2 separate regions of the Homo sapiens genome follow, and region 2 is linked to region 1. A link is a loop called in an ENCODE intact Hi-C map of the cell type or tissue named here. Cell type or tissue: pancreas. All regions are shown on one strand. Links, peaks and the distances in the headings refer to the core of each region. The heading gives the core; the rest is flanking DNA. Region 1 overlaps MAP3K2 (mitogen-activated protein kinase kinase kinase 2). Region 2 overlaps IWS1 (interacts with SUPT6H, CTD assembly factor 1).

The links. A loop is a pair of places that touch in the nucleus more often than their neighbours do. Peaks named below come from ENCODE experiments on the same cell type or tissue, not always from the same donor. Only the 100,000 strongest peaks of a DNase experiment are listed, where the experiment ranks them.
Region 2: it touches region 1 in a loop (3-fold over the local background); 95 of 110 quality-filtered maps call a loop at or near these places.

The regions. Positions count from the first base shown.
Region 1 is chr2:127,309,319-127,319,657 of GRCh38, forward strand. MAP3K2 (mitogen-activated protein kinase kinase kinase 2) reads right to left here. Exons shown (of 17, transcript NM_001371910.2): 13 at 8,851-8,999; 14 at 8,311-8,442; 15 at 5,436-5,565. It also overlaps the pseudogene RNU6-1147P. Among named protein-coding and RNA genes, the nearest start is that of ERCC3, 20 kb to the left of the region's middle. In pancreas, for the core only: no CTCF peak of the experiment used is centred there; no DNase peak of the experiment used is centred there; H3K27ac peaks cover 597 bases.
Region 2 is chr2:127,473,886-127,484,224 of GRCh38, forward strand. IWS1 (interacts with SUPT6H, CTD assembly factor 1) reads right to left here. Exons shown (of 14, transcript NM_017969.3): 14 at 6,927-7,290. The coding sequence ends at 7,159. Among named protein-coding and RNA genes, the nearest start is that of IWS1, 47 kb to the right of the region's middle. RefSeq lists an enhancer at 5,922-6,873. In pancreas, for the core only: a CTCF peak has its summit at 5,522 (motif pointing left); no DNase peak of the experiment used is centred there.

The DNA of each region.
Region 1 (10,339 bases), core at 1,389-9,388:
GGCAGGCTTTGAGCTTTTCATTTAAAATTTCATTAGCTTTTATAATAAACTTTTTAGATAGCTTCAGATTTACAGAATTATTGCAAAGACAGTATAGAGAGTTCCCATATACCCCCACACCCAGCTTCTCTATTACTAATATCTTAGTATGGTACATTTGCCACAATTAATAAACCAATACTGAAATATTATTAACCAAGTTCATACTTTGCTTAGATTTCCTCAGTTTTTCCCTAATATCATTTTTCTGGATCCAGGATCCTAACCAGGATCCCACACCATATTTAGTCATCGTGTCCCCTGAGGCTCCTCTTAGGTGGGATACTTTCTCAAATTTTCCTTGTTTTTGATGACCATGACATTTCTGAGGAGTACTGGGGTCAGGTTTTTGTAGAATGCCCCTCAATTAGGATTTGTCTCATGTTCTCATAACGGGGGTTGTAAGTTTTTTGGAGGAAGACCGCAGCTAAACTGCCATTCTCATCATACGATATTAAAGGCACATAGTGTCAACATCATTGTTGATGCTGACCTTGATCACCTGGCTTAAGATAGTGTTTGTCAGGTTCTCCACTGTAAAGTCATTCTCCCCCACCCTTTCCGTACTTTGGAAGAAATTCGCCACGCACAGCCCACAATTAAGGAGTAAAGAGTTATGCTCCAGGCTGAGTAGCTACATAAATTATTTGGAGTTATGCTGCAGAAGAGATTTGTCTCCCCTCTCCCACATATTTATTAAATCATTCATTTGCATCACTATGAACATGGATATTTGTTTTATACACTGGGTTATAATCCAGTACTACTTTATTTGCCTGCTATTTATCAGTTTCAGCCACTGGAGTTCTTTCCACTGACTCTGTGTCCCTTTGCCATACCCCCATCATTGTATCCTTGGCTTTTGTTTTGGAGCACTTTCTTGCTTTCTGGCATTTGAAGATGCTCCAGGCTCATCTTGTATATTTCCTGCACCAGTGCTAGAATCAGCCATTTCTCAAGGAGGCCTGGTTCCTTTTAGTGGAGAATGGTATTAAAAAAACAAGATATTGGCCAGGTGCAGTGGCACACACCTGTACTCCTAGCACTTTGGGAGGCAAAGGTGGGTGGATCGCTTGAGCTCAGGAATTCAAGGCCAGCCTAGGCAACGTGGTGAGACACCATCTCTACAAAAAAATACAAAAAAATTAGCTGGGCATGGTAGCATGTGCCTGCAGTCCCAGCTACTTGGGGGCTGAGGCTGAAGGATCGCTTAAGCCCAGAGGGCCAAGGCTGCGGTGAACTGAGATCATGCCACTGCACTCCCGCCTGGGTGATAAAGTGAGACCCTGTCTCAAAAAAACAAAAACAAAAAACCAAGCTTGGGCACTAGGCTCACTTGTTTTTTATTCTCTATTTTCACTCTTATCATTTTAAAAACTCTATTTTTTCTGGGATTATAAATCTAGTTTCCGTCTTTTATAAATCATTTCTCTTCTCATTTTTTTCCACATAGCCCTCATTACTTTGGACCTTCTCATTTTTAACTTTTTCTTTACCTATTCTTAAATAAGCCATTTATTTTATTATCTAATTTTAAAATTTTACTTCAATTCTTATTTTTAACTCTTCCATAACCTTAACCATATTTTATATTACAAAGATTCATTTTCTTGGTTCTCTTACCCTTTTCTTAAAAAACGGTCTCTAAGAAGGAGACTGAATAGTGGAGAAAAGCTACCTTACAGACTGGAGAGGATAAAGAGACCCCACCCCTATCACGGGGCTTCTGTACCTGTCTTTCTGTTCTACCAGCAAATTCCCCAGTCTAGTCAATGATGGTTCCCTAAAGCCTCTCTCCAGAGGAGAGTCCAGGGTCCATTCTCTGCACACCTTAAGTGTAAACATGCCATGACATTAGTGATCTTCTGAAAGAGCACTGTCTAACATTTCCTACCATCCAGTACTTTAAGAAGGAATGTCAAAAAAGCCACCGTCTCTAGAATACTTAACCAGTGGAAGGACAACAAAGCCCATTTTTTACTGGCTACAAGCAGGGCTCTGATAGGGGAAGGAACAGTCCAAGGCAGGTCACAGACAGGGGAAGCTGTCTCTGGGGCGGAATCACCAATATTGAACCAATGCTTATCCACAAGAAGGGCGGAGGAGAAAACGGGTAGCCAGGCTCCAACAGAAGTTTCTAAAAACTTATTTTGGACATGTTAAAAATAAGTTATTAAGGAGACTTTTCAGACATACACAAAGGTAGAGCAGCATGCGCAGCCATCACCCAGCCTCAACATCCATCTGGACAATCCTGCCCCAGCCATACTGCCAACCACTCCCCCTCCCCTCTCTAGGATTTGAAGCAAATTCAAGATGTCATGATCAACAAATGGTTCAGTACATATCTTTCAAAGATAAGGACTCTTATCACACCCAAGAGGATGAACAATAAATTGTTAATATTATCAAATATATAGTCGGTGTTCAATTTGTTACATTAAAAAAAACTAGAATCCAAATGAAGTCCATACATTGGGAGTCACTGATAAATCTTCTAAGTCTTTCCTAAAGTTCCCTCCAATCTCCTTTTCTTTTTTCTTTGCAACTTATGAAGAAACTAAGTTGTTTGCCTATAGCTTTCTCATGGTCTAGATTTTGCTGACTGCGTCCCAAAGAATCATTTTAACATGCTCATCTGTCCTATATGTATATTACATAATTCTGTAACCGAATTTGGAGGCGTGATCAGATTCAGGTTCAATTTCTGGGGGACTGAGGAACAAAACTAGATAGATGATGCTGTATTCTAGACAGTCTCTATTTAAGTGATATCAGCAGCTATTAATGTTTAATGCAATATCTGTTCATTATTCTTTCTCCGCTTGTTAGCCAAAATACTTCTATGAAGATAAGTTTCCTTTCATCCATTAATTTCATCTTCAGTGGTCTAGTTTGTAAAACAAACGGAACAAAAACAAAGGCAGAAGAGCAACTAGTTCTTGAAATAATGAGTTGGTTCCCTAGCAATATAATCAATTAATTTTCATCCTAGGTTTCATTATGACTTCACGGGTCTAAATTGAAAACCAATCAACTATCTTCCTTTTCTCTTACGATTTAAAAGTTGCTCATGGAAATTTGAGAAATACAGAAAAAGTATATAGGAGCTTGGCAACATAGCAATACCCTATCTCTACAAAAAAAAATTTAATTAACTGGGCATGGTGGTGTGTGCCTGTAGTCTCAGCTACTCAGGAGGCTGAGGTGAAAGGACTGCTTGAGCTCAAGAGGTTGAGGCTTCAGTGAGCCATGACAGCACCACTGTACTCTAGCCTGGGTGACAGAGGGTGACCCTGACTCAAAATAAAAAAACAAACAAAGGCCGGGCACGGTAGCTCACGCCTGTAATCCCAGCGCTTTGAGAGGCCGAGGCAGGTGGATCACCTGAGGTTGCGAGTTCGAGACCAGCCTGACCAACATGGAGAAACCCCGTCTCTACTAAAAATACAAAATTAGCCGGGTGTGATGGCACATGCTGGTAGTCCCAGCTCCTAGGGAAGATGAGGCAGGAGAATCACTTGAACCCAGGGTGGGGGCGGAGGTTGTGGTGAGCCGAGATCTCCCCATTGCACTCCAGCCCTGGGCAACAAGAGTGAATCTCTCTTAAAAAAAAAAAAAATAAAAACGACCATCACTCATCCTGCCACTTGATGATAACCACCATCAATCATATGGAAATTTTCCTTCTAGGTCATACTTGAATTTTACAAACTTAAGATCATATTGCACATCCAATTTTATATTTTACATTTATTCTCTTATCAATATATTTGCCCTATGCTTTAAAATCAGCTTACTTCCAGCCTTCTCTTTTGACCAGGATGGCTCATCACTTCTGGCAAAGTTTGAAGAAGATCCACTCGGCGGGTAGCTCCCTCAGTTCCTTTGCCTTGCCTCATTATGAGGGCTAACGAGAAGCTGGCTTGAATGGACATTATTCCTAACTGAATAACTTCTCTATGAGGTTCTTCAAGCTATCAGGTTTCGTACTTAACAAGGGAGGTCTGCCTAAGATGCGTAGATCATGAGCAATGTCCCCATCTTTTCAGACTTACTCTAAGTCCCACTCTAGTACAGGTGATCTGGCTTAGGCATTCTGCATTCTACTCTATCACCAGGAACTGGTTAGGAATGTTCTTGTTGGTCTGAATATGGCCATAATTAGGACGTGCCACACCTCAAAGGGGAAGTGAAAGCCTGGGAGCTCGTAAGAGTCCCCAGCAAGACCAATGAGTAATATCTTTATACATGCAAATACAAACGTGTACACATACACATTTACAGTAATACATTGCTTAATGATGGAGATGCATTCTGAAAAATGCATTTTTAGGCAATTTTGTCATTATGCAAACATCATAGAGTGTATTTACACAAACCTAAATGGTATAGCCTACTACACACCTAGTCTATATAGTATAGCCACTGTTGTAAATGTGGTCCATAATGACGTGGAATCATCATTATGTGGCACATGACTGTTTATTTATTAACAGATGGGGTCTCGCTACATTACCCAGGCTGGACTTGAACTCCTGGGTTCAAGCGATCCTCCTGCCTCAGCCTCCCAGGTAGCTGGGACTACAGTCATGCACCATCATGCTGCTATTCATTATTTTTATTGATTGATTTATAAAGTGATGTCTAAATTTGGGGCCACAACCTACCTTTACAGGACTAAACCTCCAGGTATGTTTTGTAGTATAGATTTTGAAGCATTCTTAAATTGCACCTATCCCCACCACTTGCTTTTGTGTGACTTTATGCATTTACCTACATCCTTTATCCCTGCAAACAGCTGAGTTTTTGAGTTTTAAAGTCAGTTTGACATAGTTGGGGTTCATCAAAGCTCAGTTTGGGGCTCTTTTCTTCGCTTCTCTTCATTCTTTCCCTCGGTAGTGACACCCATTCCTCCGAGTTTAAATTAAAGCATATTGCATGCATTAACTCATTTACTCCTTACAAGAATCCTATGAGCTGGATACTATTATCTCCATCATTTAAGAATGAGGAACTGAGAGACTGAGTAACTTGTCCAAGGCCACACGGTGTGGATAAAAGCCCAAATTTGAATCAGGCCATCTGGCAGCAGGGATCCTACTCTTAGCCAATCTATCCTAATACCTATGCAATATGTATGAAAACATGATCTCACTTGTATGGTCTCTTAAACTTTACTGGTTCTGTGAGCCCCCACAGTAGAGCTACCCATTTGTGGAGACAGGACTGGTGTGATAGAACACTGACAGAGTCCATAAGAAAGCAAGAGAACTGTTTCCCTGTAGTATTTCAGAGACAGATGAATTAATGTTAAATGTCTTACCCACATCACTTGTTTCATTCACATTCACTAAGAACTGTGTACTTAAAATAGAAAATACCTCATTACTTACCTTTGATATCTCTATGGACAATCATATTACTGTGCAAATAATGGACACCCTCCAGAATCTGACGGGTGTATTTCCTAGTCACATTCTCAGTAAGAGCGCCATATGCTTTTAATTGGTCCTTAATTGAACCCTAGGAGAAAAGAAAACAAAAATAAAAACTACTGTATATGGTTTGAAATGAAAACTGCTATTAAATCTTTATCAGTAAAGAGGGCAGGAATTCTCATCTCACTCGTCTAAGCATGTCCTACTTGAATTTTACTTATTTTGTTCTTATTCTGTTTTTAAAGTATTTTATTGACATCTGCTGATTTTCTCAGAAAAAGGAATGGGTGTAACTAGAAAGAACACAGAGATTTTAAAGTTTTTTTCTTTATATACTCAACACTCAAGTTCGAAACATGAGAACATACACAAAAGGAGAATAGATTTTCTTAAGTGTTTTTTAGGGCAGGATAAGGTGCCATCTCTGAGAAAGCTGAATCAGTCTGAAGTGAGGAATAGGTATTTGAATTTTGAAAACTTCCCTAGTGATTCCAATGTATAAGTTTGATTAATAATCCCTTTAAAAGACAGAAATAAAATGCTTCCTGAGGGACAAATCTCTTTTTTGACAGGAAAATACATCCAAATGTTTCTGCTTTTCCTTGAATTTTGGTAAACGGTGTACTCTGTCATATGAAAGTAAATCCTTGGATTTTACAGATTTAACCATTTGTCCTTTCCACTGTTTATGAGCCATCCTTGGAGGGAGAGCATTTTGCAATTCTGTGGACCCAAATTTGCAAACACACATATGGAAAGCGGCAAGTGTGGCCAGTCAACTACTCACACCTACAGTTCAGCACGGCTTGTTTGTTCAGTCTACTGTGTCTCTACTTGTAGTATTATACAGAATAGGCCAGGCACAGTGGCTCACACCTGTAATCCCAGCACTTTGGGAGGCTGAGTGAGGAAGGCAGATCACCTGAGGTCAGGAGTTCAAGACCAGCCTGGCCAACAGGGTGAAACCCCATCTCTACTAAAAATACAAGAATTAGCCAGGCATCGGCTGGGCGTGGTGGCTCACGCTTGTAATACCATCACTTTGGGAGGCTGAGGCGGGCAGATCACCTGAGGTCAGGAGTTCGAGACCAGCCTAGCCAACCCCGTCTCTACTAAAAATATAAAAAATTAGCTGGGCATGGTGGCAGGTGCCTGTAACCTAGCTACTCAGGAGGCTGAGGCAGGAGAATTGATTTAATTCAGGAGGTGGAAGTTGCAGTGAGCCGAGATCGCACCACTGCACTCCAGTCTAGGCAACAAAACAAGACTCCTTCTCAAAAAATAAAAATTGTAGCCAGGAGCAATGGCTCATGCCTGCAATCCCACGACATTGGGAGGTCGAGGCAGGCGGGATCACCTGAGGTCAGGAGTTTGAGACCAGCCTGGCCAACATGGTGAAACCTCGTCTCTACTAAAAATACAAGAATTAGCTGGGTGTGGTGGCATGCACCTGTAATCCCAGCTACACGGGAGGCTGAGGCAGGAGAATTGCTTGAACCCAGGAGACGGAGGTTGCAGTGAGCTGAGATCGTGCCATTGCTCAGCCTGGGCAACAAGAGCGAAACTCCATCTCAAAATTAAACAAATAAAAATTATGGAAATGCATGTATTTTTAAATAAGTAAACATATTAATCACCACCTTGAAAATCATTAATACTAGATGTACTCTATATAATGACAGATGTCACAAATCACATTTTATAACTCCTAATGAAATTATAGACTCTAGTGATGACTATCAATCAGTGCTAAAAACATTAGGTGGATGGCTGAAAAGGAACAGGCTATTCCTATGTGCCACTGCTATACCTCATATTACTTTCTGGTGTGCAGGAAAAAACAAAACTTTACAATGCAGGACTCAATATGTCAATCATCCTCATCTAATGGTAGCTCTTTGCATTGCTACAGTGGAATAACCAGAAATTGGCTCCTGATAGGATGCAACATAAAGTACACAGCTTCATCTATGACGTATCAGATAAAAAAGGCTGAATGTGAATCTAATTTAGACCTCAGATCTAACTTGGAGTTTATAGTAAAAAAGGGATAAAGAAACAAATTAAAATCCGCATGCTCATTTCGGCAGCACATATACTAAAATTAGAACGATACAGAGAAGATTAGCACGGCCCCTGTGCAAGGATGACACGCAAATTTGTAAAGCATTCCATATAACTAAAATTATAAAAAATTTAAAACAAAAAAACAAAATCCACAAGAATGCTACTAGAGAAATCCATGAGAATTTTTTTTTTTTTTTTTCAAATTCTTCCAGATCCTGAGAGTGAAGACTCTTAACAGGCTATCCTCTTCTCTTTGTCAAATCTATATCATGTACAAATTGACTGCTCTAGATAGTAATCCTAGCACTTTGGGAGGCTAAGGCAGAAGAATCACTTGGGCTCAGGAGTTTGAAACCAGCCTAGGTAACAGAGTGAGACCTTGTCTCTACTTCTTTTTAAGAATTATAAAAAATTGTTTAAGAAGAGAGAGATAATTAAGGGGCATAACAATTAAATGTATGTATAGACTGGAACTTGGTGTGAATATATCAGCTATAAAGGGCATTTTAGGGCATTTAAGGAAATCTGAAGATGGGCTGCTAAGATGTCTGTAACCTACTTGAGAATACTTTTATCATTAATGAGTTAAAAAATACAAAGACAGAGGAAGAGGATAGAAAATACTACTCAGCTCTAATTTAAAACTCTTCCAAAATGTCCTTAACTAGGGTTAACATTTTATAATCTACGTTTTTGTTGTTTTTCTTTTATTAACTAAAATTTTAAATAGAATGTGTATTTTCAAAAAGATGTACTAACTTACCCCTGGCATATATTCCATAAATATGGAAAGTGTTTTTTCCTGGGGATCCCTCAAACAGCCATAATACTGAACAATTCGCTCATGTAGCAAGTTTTTCAGCAACTGAATTTCACACTCAAGTGCATTTACTTCCTGAAAGAGAGAATTCATTGTTAAGTCTTCAACAATGTCAGTAAAAGCAAAAAATTCTAACTTCATGGACCATCAAGGTGATTTCATTCTGAAAATTTTAGTTCCCAAGTAATAAACATCTGAAAGTCTCTAACCAATAACTTTTTAAACAGTCCTTGATGATATGCTAAAGCAACACTGACTCAGATTAGGATTATAACTGAAGTACTAAAAAAGAAAAATCCATATTAAAAAATAGACAAACATATCTAATCTGTTTTACAAATAATTTATACTAAAGAAAACTGCTTTTTTTTTTTTTTGAAAAAAAATGCTTCTTATTTAGAATGGAAGGGGCTTAATGTTAAAAAATAATAATGAATAAAGTTTCTTATAATGTGACAAAGTAATTTGTGCAGTGATTTTTACCTTGCTGGTCTCAGGACTATCGGGGTCAAATTGAACTTGCTTAACAGCCAATTCTCTTCCTGTATCAACATCATAACAGAGGTAGACCCTTCCAAAGGCTCCTTGGCCAAGCAGTTTGCCCAATCTCCAGTTGGTCGGAGCTCGAGGTGCTGAAAAAGAACACTTTCTTAAAGTGAAATATCAAACAGCACACAAATAAATGGTTAATAACTAAATGAGCATACTGCATTAGTGACATCCTTCATTGAATGTACTTGGATATAAGGAAAAATTATGATTATCCAAATTCACAGTTACCGTCTTTCAAATTTTTCTCTTTCGTCAATTTTCTACAAATCCTAAATCAAAAAGAGATTCATATCCCAAGACTCATTTTTTTCTGAAATTGTTTTCCTAATTACACATGTGACAGCATCTTTCTTTCACTCAATCTAACATTCCAAAGACTGTAAGATGCACCATTTCTATTCTTCACTGCAGTAATATTTGTACTTAGTTTTTCAGCCTCCACCTACAATGTAGAAAGCTGGAAAGAGTATCATTCCCATCCAAACAACAAGAGAAATCTGGGTAATCTACAAAATTTAACTTTTGTTGAACACATATCAAAAAACTAAGATTGCAGGGCAACCAACTAACCTGAAATCTAAGGAAAAAGTGGTACCTCCAAGGAGAGACAGAACAGAAGCACTGGCTCACTTGTGGCAAAGCACAGACAAAGACCCACACAAGCAAGGAAGAATTCACCTCCATTTTAAACAAATGTGGGCTGGCATGAGAGTATTGAACCCTTGGGAGATCTAGACACAGGTGAGCTCACACCTGCTCTAAGTCTTTTCTGTGGACCTCTACCATGCACTCATAGGAGCAGGAGACACCAGGGAAAGCCTCCCTTGGTGGTCAAGGCCTGGAAAAGGGGAATGGCCCACTGTTGTGGGAAACGCAGAAAGTCCTTCCAAACCCTTTTCCCCTAAGAAACGAGAGCCTTCAGCCGCTGGAGAAAGCAGCAAACCCTGTCACCCCTGCATTACAGTTAAAGACCCACTGAGGCTAGGGGAATGCAAAAGAAAAAAAAAAAAAAAAAAACCCTACCCCTGAGAGAGAGGCTGAGGCTGGAAACCTTCTGTGACCCTGATCATTAGAGCACTCCTACTCCCGGAAGGTGGGCAAGCCCATCTCTGAGAACTGAGGAGATAAAGCCTGCCTAAGACTGAAGCTGGATAGGACAACACAGAACCCTCTAGTCTGCCTCCCCTCTCCTAGGCTGGCAAGTAACAGCAATCCACTTACTGAGAGCATGACAAGGCCATGGAGAGATCCTCCCTCTCTGAGAAGTAGGCACAAAAGAAAGGCCAAGGCTGGGCGCAGTGGCTCACCTGTAATCCCAGCACTTTGGGAGGCCGAGGCGGACAGATCACCTGAGGTCAGGAGTTCAAGACCAGCCTGGCCAATGTGGTGAAACCCCATCTCTACTAAAAATACAAAAAAA
Region 2 (10,339 bases), core at 1,525-9,524, 160 kb after region 1:
TGAGCCGAGATCATGCCACTGCACTCCAGCCTGGGTGACAGAGCGAGACTCCGTGTCAAAAAAAAAAAAAAAAAAAGAAAAAGAAAAACAAAATCAACTGAACTCAAAGAAACACAGTAAGGGCGTAAATGAGGGACAAAAAGAGCCTATAAGAGATACAGAAAACAACAAAATGGCAACAGTAAGTCCTTCCCCATCAGTAATTACTTTAAATGTAAATGAATTTTAACTCCCAAATCAAGACAGATTGCCAGAATGAATTTAAAAAAAAGAGTCCATCTACATACTGTCTACAAGAGACTCACTTTAGATCTAAGCACACACAGGTTGACAAAGAAAGGACAGAAAAAGATATTCCATGCAAATAGTAATGAAGACAGTAGGGGTGACTATACTAATATCAGACAAAATAGACTTTAAGTCAAAAACTGGTACAAAAGACAAAGAACATTATATATTTTTAAAAGGATCAATTCACCAATGAGATATAGCAATTATAAACATACACAAACACACACACACACACACACACACACACACACCGCAAACATAAGAGCTCCTAAATATATGAACAAACACTGACAGAACTGAAGGGAGGAACAGATGGCCTACTGTAACAGTAGGCTTCAATACCCCACTTTCTATAACTGATAGAAAAGCAAGAGACTAGATCAAAAAAGAAACAGAGGCTGGGCGCAGTGGCTCACACTTGTAATCTCAGCACTATGGGAGGCTGAGGCGGGTGAATTGCTCGAGTCTAGGAGTTCAAGACCAGCCTGGGCGACATGGTAAAACCCCCCCCATCTCTACTAAAAATACAAAAAATTAGCCAGGCATGGTGGTGCACGCCTATAGTCCCAGCTACTTGACAGGCTAAGGCAGGAGAATCACTTGAGCCTGGGAGGCAGAGGTTGTAGTGAGCCAAGATCGCACCACTTCACTCCAGCCTGGGTGACAGAAGTGAAACCCTGTCTCAAAAAGAGGACTTGAACAACATGATAGGCCATTTGGACCTAACACATAGACAAAAAGCATACCACCCAACAATAAGCAGAATACACATATTCCTCAAGAGTATATGGAACATTCGCTGGGACAGGCTATTAGGCCACAAGTAAGTCTTAAAACATTTGAAAAGACTGAAATTATATAAAGTAGCTTTCTAATCACAATGGAATAAAATTAGAAATCCATAGCAGAAAGAAAACCCTAAAATCCACAAATATGTGGAAATCAAATGGTACATTCTTAAACAACCAATGGGTCAAGGAAGAAGTCACAAGGGAAATAAGAAAATAACTTGAGACAATGAAAATAAAAACACCAAAGCTTATGGGATGCAACAAAAGCAATGCTGAAAGAAATTTGTATCTACAAATGCTCAAATTTTAAGATCTCAAATCAACAACCTAGTTTTATACCTTAAAGAACAAGAAGAACAAACTAAACACAAAGCAAGCAAAAGGAAAGAAATAATAAAGATTAGAGCAGAGATAAACATAACAGAGAATACAAAAAAAGAGAAAAAAAAATCAAAGAAAACAAGAGCTGGTTCCTCAGAAATATCAACAAAATTGACAAACTTTTAGCTAGGTGAAGAAAAAGAGAAGACTCAAATGCGAGGACATTATGACCCATTTTACAGAAACAAAAAGGATTATAAAACACTACTATGAACAACTGTATGCCACCAAGTTGGATAACCTAGACAAAACGGACAAATTAAATTCCTGGAAACACAACCTACCAACTCTAAATCATGAAAAAATAAAAATCTGAACAGATCTATAACTAGTAAGGAAACACCCAATGAACAAAAGTTCAGGACCAGATGGCCTTACTGGTGAGCTCTACCAAACATTTAAAAAAGAATACCAATCTTCCTCATACTTCAAAAAATTGAAGAGAAACACTTCCAAACTCCAAACTATGAAGTCAGTATTATCCTGATACCAAAACCAAAGGCACTAAAACTACAGACCAATATCCCTGATAAATATGTTGCAAAAATCCTCAACAAAATACTAGCAAAGAAAATTCAAGAGCACACTAAAAGAATTACACCCCATGACCGTGAAGGATTTATTCCCAAAATGCAAGGATGGTTCAACAACAACAAATATAAATCGATCAATATAATACACCACATTAACAGAATGAAGAAAACAACTCATGATCATCTCAATTGATGCAGAAAAGACATTTAACAAAATCCAACACCATTTCATGATTTAAAAAAAAACACTCTACAAACAAGGAACAGAAGGAAACTCAACATAATAAATGTCATATATGAAAAGCCCACAGCTAATATCATACTCATACTCAGGACTGAAAGCTTTTTATCAGAAACAAGACAAGAATGCCCACTTTTACCACGTCTGTTCAACATAGTACTGGAAATCTTAGCCAAAACAATTAGGCATAAAAAGGAAACTAAAAAGCCATCCAAGCTGGAAAGAAATTAAATTATCTGTTTGCAGACAACATGATATTACATGTAGAAATGCCCAGAGTCCACAAAACACCCCCAAAGCCAAACAAAACTGTTAGAATAAACAAATTCAGAAAAGCTGCAGGATACAAAAATCAATACAAATCAGTCGCATTTTTACATGTTAACAATGAACAATCCTAAAAGGAACTTATGAAAACAAATTATGATAGCATCAAATACAATAAAATACTTAGGAATATACCTAACCAAGGAGGCGAAAGACTTCTACATTGAAAACTACAGGCCATCATGGTGGCTCACATCTGTAATCCTAGCACTTTGGAGGCCAAGGCAGGGGGATCGCTTGAGGCCAGGAGTTGAAGAGCAGCCTGGGCAACATAGCAAGACCTCAACTCTACAAAAAAAATTATCCGGGCATGGTGGCACACACCTGTAGTCCTAGCTATTTGGAAAGCTGAGGTGGGAAGACTGCTTGAAGCCAGGAGTTTGAGACAAGCCTGGACAACAAAGGGAGAATCTGAATCAAAAAGAAGAATGAAAAGAAAGAAAGAAAAAGAAAAGGAAAAAAGGAAAAGAAAACTACAAAACATTAAGGAAATTAAAGAAGACACCAATAAATGAAGATATTCCATGGTCATGATTCAAAGACTTAATATTGTTAAGAAGTCAATACTACCCAGAGCACCTCTACAGATTCAATGCAATTCCTAACAAAATACCAATAATGTTTACTGCATATATAGAAAAATCCATTTTAAAATTCACATGAAATCTCAAATAGCCAAAACAATCTTGAAAAACAACAAAGTTGGAAGACTCACACGTCCTGACTTCAGTGGGGACAGACACACAGACAGTTCTATATTGCAACATGCAGACCAATGGAAAAGAAGAAAGTCCAGAAATCAACTCTTACACATATGGTCAAATGATTTTTGAAAAGACTTGCAAGACCATTCCATGGGGAAAATAAGTTTTTTTCAGTAAATGTTGCTGGGGAAACTTGATATCCATATGCAAATGGATAAAGTTGGAACCTTATTTTACACAACATACAAAAAATCAACTAGAAATGGATCAAAGACCTAAACATAAGAACTAAACTTACAAAATTATAGGGTAAAAGCTTCATAATATTGAATTTGGCAATAATTTTTTTGATATGACACCAAAAGCACAGGCAATAAAAGAAAAAAGTGAGATACAGCAAAATTTAAATGTGTGCAACGAAGAACACAATCAAGAGTGAAAAGGCAATCTAAAGAATGAAAGAGAGTATTTGCAAATCATATAGCTGATAAAGCATTAACATGAGTACACAAAGCACTCCTACAACTCACACCAAACAACCCAATATAAAACTGGGCAAATGACTTGAATAGACATTTCTCCAAGGAAGATATATAAATGGTCAAAAAGTACATTAAAAGATGCTCTACATCACTATCATTAGGGAAATGCAAACTAAAATCACAAGATACCACCTCACATCACTTAGGATGGCTACCATCAAAAAATAAAAATAACAAGTGTTAGCAAGCATATGGAGAAATTGGAACTCTTGTGTACTATTGGTGGGAATATAAAATTGTGTAGCCCCTTATGGAAAGTGTATGTATGGCACTTTCTAAACAAATTTAAAATGGAATTACCATATGATCTAGCAATTCTACTTCTAGGTATATAACCAAAAGAATTGGAAAAAAAAATGGTTGTTTTTTAATATCTCTAAAAGTGAAGAAAAAAAGGTCTTGAACAAATACTTGTACACCCATGATCACAGCAGCGTTATTCACAATAGCCAAAGGTGGAGGCAACCCAAGTGTCCATTGACAGATGAATGGACAAACAAAATGTGGTATATACACACACTGGAATATTATGCAACCTTAAAATGCAAGGAAATTTGGACACATGGACAAACCTTGAGGACATTATACCAAGTGAAATAAGACAGTCGCAAAAAGACAAATGTATGATTCCACTTATATGAGGTACCTAGAACAGACAACTCGTAAGAGACAGAAAGTAGAATGGTGGTTGCCAAGAGCTTGGGGGAGGAAGGAGAGTTCTTTGATAGGTAGAGTTAAAATTTTGCAAGATGAGAAGATTTCTGAAGATGAATGGTGGTGATGGCGATACATTGTGAACATACTCAATGCCACTGAGCGGTAAAACTGTTTAAGATAGTAAATCTTAAAACCGGAAGGGGAAGAAAAAAAGCCAAGCATGAGAGTGCATGCCTATAGTCCCAGCCACTTGGGAGGAGACTGAGGCAGGAAGATTGCTTGAGCCTGGGAGTTCAAGGCTGCAGGGAGCTAGGATCACACCACTGCACTTCAGCCTGGGCGACACAGTAAGAACCCATCTCTTAAAAAACAAACAAAATCCCCCACAACTCTGTATCATCATAGCCAAGTTGTCAAAGTTAGTATCATCAATTCTGGGACAAAACTAAAGTCTATGTTCTTGGAAGAAATATGCTGAAGTATTTGGGGCTCAAGGGGCAAGTTGTCGGCAAGTTACTCTGAGTCTGCAAAAATAGCTCTATGCATATACAAGATGACAGAGTCAATGACGTGGCAAAACGTTAACACTTGGTAAATATCAGTGAGTATACCGGAGTTTATTTACTATTTTTGCAACTACTATAAATTGGAAATATCTTCAAAATTAAAGGTTTTTCTGGCCAGCTAGGTTTGAGCTGCCATAAAACCAACACCAAGGATCATTTATATAGAAACTAATTTTTTCCTTCAAACACAGTACAGGAGAATCTCTTACCATTTTGAATTCCCCGGGTATGGTTTAAAACTTTTTACTTGCCAACATCGTTAAAGTTTTACCCTGTAATAGTGAAATTTTCAGGTAATTGGAGCTTACCCCATTAAATGACAAAATTGTGTAACTTAAAAATCTTTCTTAAATACAACCTTTGTTGTCTTTGTTTCAAATTTATTTTTTAATGATCAGTGTAAGGCTTCACTAGATGCCTCTGCTTTTTCCTTCTCAAGTGTTTTTGAGGGTATTTGTATGAAACATTGCAGAAAAGCTTAGGTTTTTGTCTCCATCTAGTGGCTAGCTATTACCTTCTAATGCCTTTATGCACCTGCTTTTTACAAAGCACTATATCCCACTGTGCTTCTGCGTTTGCTGGAAGTAAATAGTTTGAGAGTTTCTTGTGAGCAGTGTTTTAGTATCTAAACTTCATTATTTTAGCTGTTCAAAGGCTTTTTTGGCCAAAAGTAGTTTTATGTGTTTCTGAAGATCAAGGTGCCAATCCGTATCAGAATAGGATTTCTGAAATTAAAATAATCTAGTTGATAAAACGTTCTTGGGCCTCGTCATCTTGACCTTAAGAGACCTCTCATAATTAAGTCTATAGAGACTATTATCACAAAAATAGAGCAACAAGAAACATAGCTACAAGCTATAATTTTTCTCTCTCCTCTAACTGCTCAACTGCTCTAAGCTTTCGGCATAGTGATTTTCAGTTATATCCATATTTCCTTGAAGACAGTAGTATTTCTTGATCTTTTCTCTGTTATAAGCCCCCATCCCAGAGAAAAATGAAAATCAAAATAATTATCCCAAATAAGAGAAACACATTAATAAGATTTTGTTGGTATTCCATTTCCACCCCAACTGAGGTACTGCAATTCAATTCTGATACGACACACCCAGAGCTGGCATCAGACTCCACGGGTTTAAGAGGTCAGTCCTCCACAATACTGCCCCCACTTCAGATGCAAGCCACAAGTGAGGCATCCAGGCTACTGTCGCTTCTGACCAGCTACAAATTTGGGGTTCTCATAAACCTCTCAGGTTTAAGAACTTGCTGAAATGACTCACAGAACTCAGGAAAGCACTATCCTTCCCTAGAAAACACTATGATTAGTTTTACTACAGAAGATATGAATTAGGAGGGCCAGTCAAATGAAGGGATACATAAGGGAAGGTCTGGGAGGGAAGGCAGAGCTTCTGTGCCCCTGTCCTCATGGAGGGGAATCCTCTCCCTCCCAGCACACCAATGCTTTCACCAACCAAGAAGCGTCATTGAGCTGTGGGGTCCAGAGCTCTTCATCAGGTCCCATTTGGCAGGCATGGTTGATTAAATCAAACAGGTCACTGACTGCGTCTCAATCTCCCGGGTCCTGCTGGCCCAACCCTCTGTAGTAGCTGTTTCTGGTTACCAGCCTCCACCCTAAAGCCCACCATACAGTCACCTCGTTAGCATAACAAGAGACGCTCTATCACTCAGGAAACCACAAGTGTTTTAGACATTCCTTGTCAGCAACCAGGGGCAAAGGCCACACAAATTCCTCATTATACCACAATGAGGGAGGATTGAACCTCTAAGGGTCACAAACCCCTATAATATCATAAGATTTTTTCCCACACAACAAGAAACAATCTTTGCCCCTATTAAGAATGTATCCTCTAAGAAATGAAGAGACAGCCCCCCAAAAACCAGAATGAAATTTTATTGTGTAAAGTTTATAGAAGTATGACTAGTATTCCTTTGTACAAAGTACACAACGGTTTTAAATATAACTGAGAGAAATGTGAGTCCTATGACAACATCTGATACACGCTGAACCATTTACAGACACACTAAAAATGTTTTAAAATATCTTCTTTCTCCAAAGAGTCCATTGCGCATTTCTTAGAGTAGAGATGGGGACACATTCCAGGCAAGGTCACAATGGCATTTTGTTGCCCTCAATGCTGATTTTCACTGCGTGTGCAGATCTGCTTTTTTTCCTTATATCTGTGAACTTTCTCATCTGTTTATCCAGTCGACTGATACCCTTCTTGGAGGTCGCCTGAAACTAAGAGTAAGGGAAAAATTAAAGAGCAAACTACTGAAATACGTAAGTCTAGTTATGTCTTTCATCTTCTTATAACTGAGTTAGCAACCAGAAGAGCTTCTAGCTCTGGAATAACCAGAATGTGTGTTGATGACCTCAAGAACAACAAAGCAAGTATAGATGGTGTTAGAAACGCATATTAAACTCTCTCAGTGAAGAATAATTCTGTTGTCTGTGCTTTATTTTTAATTTTGCTGCAGTCCATGGAGGTCTCCTAGATGGGAGAAAGGGGGGGGGAAACTGAGACTATGATCCTCCCAATTCCATCATGTACATTACGTTTTAACTGCATGCGTTTCCCTTTCGAAGACCAAATGTGGAGCTAGCCGCTTGACATGCACTTTCAAACAGTGCTGGCATAAAAAAGAATGACCTAAAGCAAAGTCAGGTCAGCTGAGAAAAAGCCTTAAGCATAATAAATGAGGTTAGATGATTAGTGAAGTAAACCCCTAAGTGCAGGAGCTCTTGAGTTTTTACACTTGGGGTGAATCCCTGCTCTAATTCAGTAACTTCTGTGACCCTGGGCAAAGCATACCCAGGGTAGGTACTCCTTCCAGAACTGCTGAGAGAAGGAAATGAGATAGTGATGTCAGATCCAAGCACAGAGGCTGAGCACATATAGTCAGTGCTCAAAATAATAGGAGCTATTACTATTTTACTACTTCACAAGCAACTAGATTTACATTAAGTATACTTGACACAAAAAGAATATTAAGTCTTTACCCATTTGCCCTTCATGTTTAAAGGTTTGGTTTGGGGGCTATTTTATATTTTGAAAATACTGCCTTGCAAAGATGTGGTCTCCAAGAAACTGCCATCTTTTAGAAATGCTAGAAAGGTTTGCTGACTCTGTTGTAAAACAATTCAGATGTTTAAGAATGATGACTGCTTAAAAAGAGATGGGTTTTTCTAATTCTTCTCCCCATACATTTACTACTGAATCACCTCTGAAACTCAATTCAAAAGAATGCTAAAATAAGGTAGGGCCTGGGAGACACTCTGGGGTCAGTACCAGCCTGGTGAGCTTTGGTGGAATCTTATCCCACCTGTGGACCCAGCCTCAACTATGACATGAAGCCAGCTGAGCACTAGGCAAGGAACTCTAAGTCATTCTTGACCAAGAGCCATGTTGACCTGTCTTTCTAGGAATATCTCAATTCAAATATTATTCTGTATCGTCTCAATACTTGGCATTCGTACTCTGAGTAAGCATAAAAAGTGTCAGATGAGAAAGAGCTATGCCACCATCACACTATCTCCCAGATTTCCTGGACAGTCCCAAATATCTGACTTCCTTTTAGAGGATGTGCCGTGATCTTAGTACTTGTACTTGGTCCACATCGGAAGCTTTACCTGCTCAAATCTCTGCCAACTACACAATTCCCAGCAGCTTCACACATTAACTGGACTTCCCTTCGCCTACTCCCAGGACCCTCACTAACTGTCTAAGCCCTGATGGATCTGTCTAGCCTCAGCAATCAGGGCACACACGGGCCAGTGGGTTACAAAATATATGACTGGTAGTTGCAGATGCCTACTTACCCCAAGCTTGAAAAGACAGACCAGAGTACCTCATACACCAAGTTCAATGATCTCTCTCCTGATTCATCAAGGGAACGCTACACTTCCTTAGAAATTAAGAGTGTGTGCTACACTGCTTTACCAGAGCAAGGCCAAAAGCAGCTTCAATTATGGTACAACTGTGTGAAGACACAATGCAAAACCACTCAAGAATGCTCACTCAAATGGATTTTTACCATGGTAAGTAAAAAACAAACCCAATAAGGTATAAAAGAATACAATCACAATGTCGCTTGAAAAAAAAACAAAAAACAAAACAAAAACCCAGTAATTGTCTATGCATATGTATGAAAAAAAAAGAAATAATTTAAAATGTTAACATTAAGTTGTGGTGGGATTACAGATGGCATTAATTTTATTTATGCTTTCTGTATTTTTAAAAGTTCATGAAAAAATAGGCATTCCTTTGTCATTTTACTGTTATTTTAGAAGTATTCCACGGAGTAAATGAACATATAAAAAATACAATGTAGCACAGGTTACTACATTATTTAGGAGTAAAAAATCAGAAATCATAAACGAACGAATAAACACATTATATTCATGGCCGGGTGTGGTGGCTCCCGCCCGTAATCCCAGCACGCTGGGAGGTCAAGGCCAGAGGATCGCTTGAGACCAGCCTGAGCAAGATGGTGAAACCATCTCTACAAAGAAAGAAAATACATAATAAAAAAAAAAGCAAATTATATTCAGGATAGACCATTATGCAGCCATTAAAAATGATAAATCGACTAGGTGGTTTAATGAAGGAAAATAACCAAAATTATAATTTGGTCGGGGCGGGGGGTGGTGGGGTGGGGGGGTTGGGCTGTGTGTGTGTGTGTGTGTGCGTGTGCGTGTGTGTGTGTGTGTGTTTTCTAGAGATAGGGTCTCACCTAGGCTGGAGTGCAATGGCATGATTCTAGCTCACTGCAGCCTCAAACTCCTGGGCTCGAGTGATTCTCCTACCTCACCCTCCCAAGTAGCTAGGACTACAGATGTATGCCACCATGCCCGGCTAATTTTTTAATTTTTTGGTAGAGATGGAGTCTTGCTATGTTGTCCAGGCTGATATTTAGTATAATTTTAATTAACGTTATCAGTAGAAAAAAGACAACAAATACATCAAACTGCTTTTGAATGCTAGGACCATGAATAATGTTTCTCTTTGTACTTAAACATTTTCTATAATTATAAAAACTAAGTTCAAGGCATATCTGGAAATACATTTAAAACCTCAAATTGTTAGCCGGGCATGGTGGCTCACACCTGTAATCCCAGCACTTTGGGAGGCCGAGGCGGGCAGATCACTAGAGGTCAGGAGATCAAGACCATCCTGGCTAACACAGTGAAACCCCATCTCTACTAAAAATACAAAAACAAAGTTAGCCAGGTGTGGTGGTGGGCGCCTGCCCTAGTCCCAGCTACTCAGGAGGCTGAGGCGGGAGAA